Regions from separate parts of the Mus musculus genome. Here region 2 is linked to region 1. Evidence: chromatin contacts called from ENCODE POLR2A ChIA-PET data. All regions are on one chromosome and are shown on one strand. Each heading gives the region's core, a stretch centred on a gene start or an enhancer-like site at or near the end of the contact. The rest is flanking DNA. Distances are from core to core; before and after follow the strand shown.

Region 1 (3,155 bases), core at 284-2,783:
TTAATGAAACGATTAGGTAAAAAGGTTGGAGATTATTTTTGCAGTTCTTGATAGAAATGGAATGAGTTTACACTGTGACTTACCATTTTGCTTCAGCCGGTCCATCATTGGGTATTAGCATTAAAAATGTATTTGGCAGCTTGGCGTGGTGGCGCATGCCAGCACTCGGGAGGCAGAGACAGGCGGATATCTGAGTTCGAGGCCAGCCTGGTCTACAAAGTGAGTTCTAGGACAGCCAGGGCTACACAGACAAACCCTGATTTGGAAAAAGAAAGAAAGAAAGAAAGAAAGAAAGAAAGAAAGAAAGAAAGAAAGAAAGAAAGAAAGAAAGAAAGAAAGAAAGAAAGAAAGAAAGAGAGAAAGAAAGAGAGAGAGAAAGAGAGAGAGAAAGAGAGAGAGAGAGAGAGAAAGAGAGAGAAAGAGAGAGAAAGAGAGAGAAAGAGAGAGAAAGAGAGAGAAAGAGAGAGAAAGAGAGAGAAAGAGAGAGAAAGAGAGAGAAAGAGAGAGAAAGAGAGAGAAAGAGAGAGAAAGAGAGAGAAAGAGAGAGAAAGAGAGAGAAAGAGAGAGAAAGAGAGAGAAAGAGAGAAAGAGAGAGAAAGAGAGAGAAAGAGAGAGAGAAAGAGAGAGAAAGAGAGAGAAAGAGAGAAAGAGAGAGAAAGAGAGAGAAAGAGAGAGAAAGAGAGAGAAAGAGAGAGAAAGAGAGAGAAAGAGAGAGAAAGAGAGAGAAAGAGAGAGAAAGAGAGAGAAGAGAAAGAAAGAAAGAAAAGTATTTTGCTCATTTGGTAAATATGGAGATTCAGAGTTGGTGGGACACCTCGAACAATAAAGACACTGAAGCTGATGATCTGAGTGTTCAGTCCCACAAGATGGAAGGTGAGGAACCCACTCCTGCAAGTTGTCCTGTAACTTCCGCCCGCGTGTTGTGCCACGTAAGCGCTCACATATAATACGAATAAAATAATTTTAACCTGGCGGTGGTGGCCACATTTTTAATCTCAGCACTCCGGAGGGAAAGGCAGGCTGATCTCTGTGAGTTCGAGGCCAGCCTGGTCTACAGAGGGAGTACAAGGACAGCCAAGACTACACAGAGAGACCCTGTCTCGAAAAACAACAACAACAACAAATTTTAAAAGAAAACGAGAATGAACAGAGTTGTGACCCAAGCATGACAAGCATTCTGAATAAACGGGATTCGTGGACTGTGCCCATCACAGCTAACAAGGTGCAAGAGAGCTTGGAGCAACCCTTAGGCGGAGGTGGGAATGTGTGGGCGCCCCCTAACGACAAGATCCGCTAGTGGTCAGCGGGTGCTTGTAACCGGGGACAGGGTAGCTCTTAGTCTTCACATCGCGAGTGGAGGAATCTTGTTTACCCCAGCGTGGGAGCCAAGCTAGAGCGCAGGGATTAGAGTGCGCACGCGCGTCGCTCTGCCAGCCCTTTCTGGGGCTCGAACACTCGGGTACTGGCTGGCGGCGCAGGCGCGCTGGAGGCCTGTAGAGGTCGCGGCGCCTGCGCAGTCACTCTTCCTCAGGCGGCCGCCATGGCGGGACAAGAGGATCCGGTGCAGCGGGAGATTCACCAGGACTGGGCGAACCGGGAGTACATTGAGATCATCACCAGCAGCATCAAGAAAATCTCAGACTTTCTCAACTCTTTCGGTCAGCGGGCGAGCAGGGGAGGCTGGGAGGAGGGAGGCCTGGGAGGCGGCCGGCGGCGGGGAGGAGAGGCGCGCCGCCCTGGCTACTCGCTTCCTCTTTGGCTGCCCGCCGGCCCCAGTGCCCTCACCCCGAGCCTCACTGGGCCGTTTCCGAGGGTCTACCCTGCCCGTTGCCATGCCCCACTTGCGCTCGTCAGCACGCCCACTGTCCAGCCTCTTAGGCCCATCCATCATCCGCCCCGGTTTGCGCCGCGCTTCCGTGCCAGTCTTCACTTGGCAGGCAGTGCGCAGCCGTGTCACGGTCACGGTCGCGCTTACTGTTGAGAGACTCCTGCTCGTTGTCCATCTCCTTCAGGAAGAAGTCCGAACCCCTTTGATGTCATGCCTTCTATTGCTCCCGTTTAACCACTCCCGGCAGGTTCATTCATCCCCGGCTCGATTTGGTGCTAGTGCTGAGGGTTGTAAGGGATGGGGCCCGCTCGGGCCTTGGGAATGGCTTTTCTAGCCCTGTATCTGCTTCATGGTAGGTGCTCTGGATGCTTCTGTCTGGCTCCTCGGATTTTACAGGGCAGATGGTTTCAGCAGAGTCCACTTTTCCAAAAAACTATTCCTAGGTGTGGCCGGCTAGTGACAGTCTTGATTTCTTTCTGCGTGCGTTCCTAGCCTTCTGGACTGAAAACCTGTTACAGACTTCTTATGGTCTCCGGAAGGGTTCTTTCAGGGACCTTCTTACACAATACAAGACGTGCAGATGGCATCCAGTGATCTTTTTCACTAGAGTGCTTTGGTTCTACTAATTAGCAACTTTCAGCATCTTGGGGAGAAAGTGCTGTATTTTGAAAAAAATTAAAGTGAATCGTATATTTTCTAGCTAAAGACCCGATGAGTCCTAAGTAGTATGATAGAAGGTAACCGAACAGTAGCTTCAATTACGGGGTGTAGTTCAGGGATTGGGCTCCTGAGTGGTAAGCACAAGACCCCGGCATCCCCCACTTCTTAGAGTTTTCTTTCTCTCTCTCCTTTTTTTTCCTCCTTTTTTTGTGTTTTGTTTTGTTTTTTGGTTGGTTGGGGGTTTTTTGTTTTGTTTTGTTTTTGTTTTTTGAGAAAAGAGAACAAAAAGGAAATTGGAAATGCATCATTAAGGGGCAGGGGATGCCTAGTCTGTAGAGTATTGGCCTAGCACCCACACACCATGCCTTTAATAGCAGCACTCAGGATGCAGAGGCAGGAGGACCAGGAGGAACTCCCAAGTCATCTGCTTCATAGAGAGTTTTGAGTCCAGCCTGGTAGAGCAAAGCAAACATCAGCAGGCGTAATTGGTTCTTACACAGGTCTGCTGGCAGTGAGGAACATGGTAACCCTTCCCTGTTATATGTGGTGGCTCATACCTGTACTCTTAGCACTGGAGAGACAAGGGCTGGAAGAGTGCTATGCATTTGAGGCCAGCCTGGTCCTCAGAACAGCCACAGAAATGAGCCATTTTCTAGGGCTCGAGAGA
Region 2 (3,155 bases), core at 457-2,956, 92 kb after region 1:
TTTTATGTGGGTCCTGGTATTTGAACTTAAGACTTCATGGTTGTGGCCAGTGATTTAGTACATTGTCACTTTAGGGAGGGTTTTTATCAGCAATGCCACCTTTGCAGGGCTTGGGGCACTTGTATAACCCTTCATGGATATTAAAGTTGCTTTTATTTTTACTGTTACAAATAGGGATGGTTGCCAGGTGGTGGTGGCAGCACACACGTGTCTCTAATCCCAGCACTTGGGAGGCAGAGGCAGGCAGAATTTTATGAGTTTGAGACCAGCCTGGTTGGCAGACCTAGTTCCAGGACAGTCAAGATTTCACAGAGAGAGCCTGTCTTGAAAGAATCAAATCAAACCAAAACAACAAAACGACACCCCCCCCCCCAAAAAAAAAAGAAAAACCCCACAAACAAATAGAGATGGCTTCTGGGATGGTTAACCTTCACTGTGAACTTGGGTTAACAACCCTCTAGGAGTTAGATATGCTCTGGCTGTGACTAGGAGGGAGTTTACCGAGAGGATGAACTGAAGACAGAAGACTCTGAGTATGGGAGGTGCTATTCCATGGGTTTGGCTCCTGCATTGGGTAATTAAAAAAAAAAAAAAAAGTGAAGGCCAGCTGAGTGTGGAGAGCCTTTAGTTCTTGCCACCACAGCTGTTGGCCAAGAGCAGTCTGGGAATGAAGTAGTAGGACAAACTCTTTTCTTTACTGTTTTGGTTCTGGGGGGCGGGGGCATTTTAAGTGTCACAGGCTGGTCTGGAATTCCTGACCCTCCCCTCCAACACCTCCAGAGGGCTGCGATTACTTACAGACTTGTGTGACACCTGGGTAATTTGGTGATTAGGATCAAAAGCTTGCTTCTCCTGTAAGTGCTCTGCTATTGAGCTGCAATCATTACCTTTTCTGGGGTTGGTGTGGGAAGGTTTGAAACAGGGTCTCAAGAAGTTAGGAGGTGACCTTGAACTCTGGATCCTCTGTCCTACGGCTCTCTTGATGTGGGGTTATATCTCTTCTTTTCTTTCTCTCTCTCTCTCTTTTTTTTTCTTTTCTTTTGATCTCACTCGGAAGCCTAGGTTGATCGGAACTCATTAGCTATCCCAAACTGGCTTCGAACTCAGCAGTTCCCCAGCCTCAGCGACCCAAATGGAATTACCAATGTGAGCTACTATGGCTGCTTCAGGCACCTCTCTGTTCTCCCCACCCCCCGCTATTAAAATTTTTTTAGTTGTAGTCAGGTTCTAAAACGTCTAGGCTGGACTTTGTCAATCGTCCTGCCTCTTCTTCCTGAGCAGTTGGTTTTACAGGTCTATCCGGCAGGCCTGGTTCTGTTTTTTGTGTGTGTATGGCTTGTGCCTGCTAACCCCAATTCCGTCACTTTCTGGGTGTGTCGCTTGGTTTTTATCGAGCCACAGTTTCCTGCGTTGTTTTTTTTAAAAAAAAAAAAAAAAGGGGGAGGGGGGATGGGTGAGTAGGTGAGTGAGTGACAATGTTTGGCACGCGCGTCCGGTACCAAGAGGCCCGCCAAGTTACCCTCCATCGGTATTTTCGGCTCCCGGGCGTCCCCAGCAGGCCCTTCGCGCGGATCCAGGGCCACGTGAGAAGCTCCGCCACATATCGCTCCCAACCAACCACAGAGCTTCGTGAGGCGTAGGGGCACGCCCCAGAACGTCGGACCAACAGGCGCGCTCCGTCTTGCCCGAAGTCACGCCCCTCTCCCGTTGGAGCAATCGGCGCCGTCCCTGACGCCGGCTCCGCCCCTGCCGCACGCCGGCCGCCGGCCGCTGGGCAGGTTCCGCGGAGCTGACGCCGAGGTTGCGAAGTAGGCGGCGGGGCCGAGGCCTTGGATGAGGGCGCGGTGCGGCGCTGGGCCGGGTCAGCTGGAGGAGCGGAGGTGACTTCCGGCGCGCGGCTCCGGAGGCCAGTGGCTCCCTCAGGCCCGGGGCGGGACGGGGCGGCGGGAGGCGAGCGGCCACCCCGCCCGCGGCCCGCCCTTGGCGTCCGGGGCCTGCGGGCGCGTGCGGCCCAAAAGGCGGCTCCGCACGCGCTCGGCCCCCCGCGCAGGGCTTCGGAAGGCAGACCGCTGCACCGCGCCGCGCCGCGCCGGAAGCGCCTCGGCGTCTCGGGAGTGGCGCGCTGTTGACAGCCGCGCTCGCGGACTTGGGCTGCGCGTTGTTCGGGCTCGGCGCTCGGCCCGCGGACGCTTCTCGGAGCGCTGTGGCGTCCCCGAAGCCCGTAGCACTGGAATGGGCAGACGACAGGAACGGGAAAGGTCAGTGGGGCCGATTCCCGCCGTTGCCCTAGCGGCTTCCCGGCGGTGTGAGGCGAGCAGCCGCCAAGGCTGCTGCTACAATCGTCGTTCCTCTGTCCCTGGCAGGTGCCCATGGCGTCGGAGCGGCGCAAGGTCAAGTATCACTGGGGCAGCACGTCGGAAGGGTGTCCCAGCAAGCGCAGCCGCCCCCGGGAGCCCGGCAATGTGGCCCCCTCCAGCCGGCCAGGTCGCAGGTGTGCGTCGCGTCCTCGAGGGGCCAGCAGCCCCCAGCGTCTGAAAGTCCGGCGCGGGGACGATGTGGCCCGCGCTCCTCGGAGCTCAGTCCGCCGTCGCACCTCCTCTTCCTCTTCTTCGTCCTCTCTCTCTTCGGGCTCAGGTGTGGGTGAGGCCGCTTCCCCTGGCTTCCTGATTGCGAGCCCTCGGAGACTATTTACGTCCAAGGGGTCCCCTCTGCACCCTGCCCACTCCTCTCTAGAAGAAATGGCTTCTCTACGGAAGGAAGCTTGTAGCGTTAAGGTACGTGGCAGCGACGTCTGGCAAACAGTGAAGTCCCTTGCACGTGGTTTGAGGGGTGGAGAGAAGACATTTGGTGGGAAGAGAATAAAAATTAGATCTTTCCTGTGGAGGGCCTGGTGTGTGTGTGGGGGGGGGCGAGGGGGAGGGTGTTGAGGGGTAGAGCTCAGTATGGAGGGGGTTTTCAAACTTGGTGGCATTTGGAACTACTAGGAAAGCCTGATAATGGTTGTGGTCTGCCATCCCAGAGAGAGTGATTATAGATAGTTTGGAGGGATCTCTGCAACCTTCGAGTGATTGTAAATGGACAGTGGAACTGGAGGATCAGCACAATGGAAGGTGGAATAATGCCCAGGAAAGATGATGTAGATTTCGGTCAATTTA

The links. ChIA-PET counts read pairs that join two places held with the same protein, here RNA polymerase II (POLR2A).
Region 2: POLR2A ChIA-PET joins it to region 1 with 11 read pairs in embryonic stem cell. The contact joins the promoter of Tatdn2 here to the promoter of Brk1 in region 1. POLR2A ChIA-PET finds 5 or more read pairs at or near these places in 4 of 5 experiments (Patski and embryonic stem cell).

The regions. Positions count from the first base shown.
Region 1 is chr6:113,603,239-113,606,393 of GRCm38, forward strand. It overlaps Brk1 (BRICK1, SCAR/WAVE actin-nucleating complex subunit), which reads left to right and starts at 1,534. Exons shown (of 3, transcript NM_133937.1): 1 at 1,534-1,658. The coding sequence starts at 1,541.
Region 2 is chr6:113,695,344-113,698,498 of GRCm38, forward strand. Tatdn2 (TatD DNase domain containing 2) reads left to right here and starts at 1,707. Exons shown (of 8, transcript NM_001347356.1): 1 at 1,707-2,258; 2 at 2,364-2,774. The coding sequence starts at 2,370.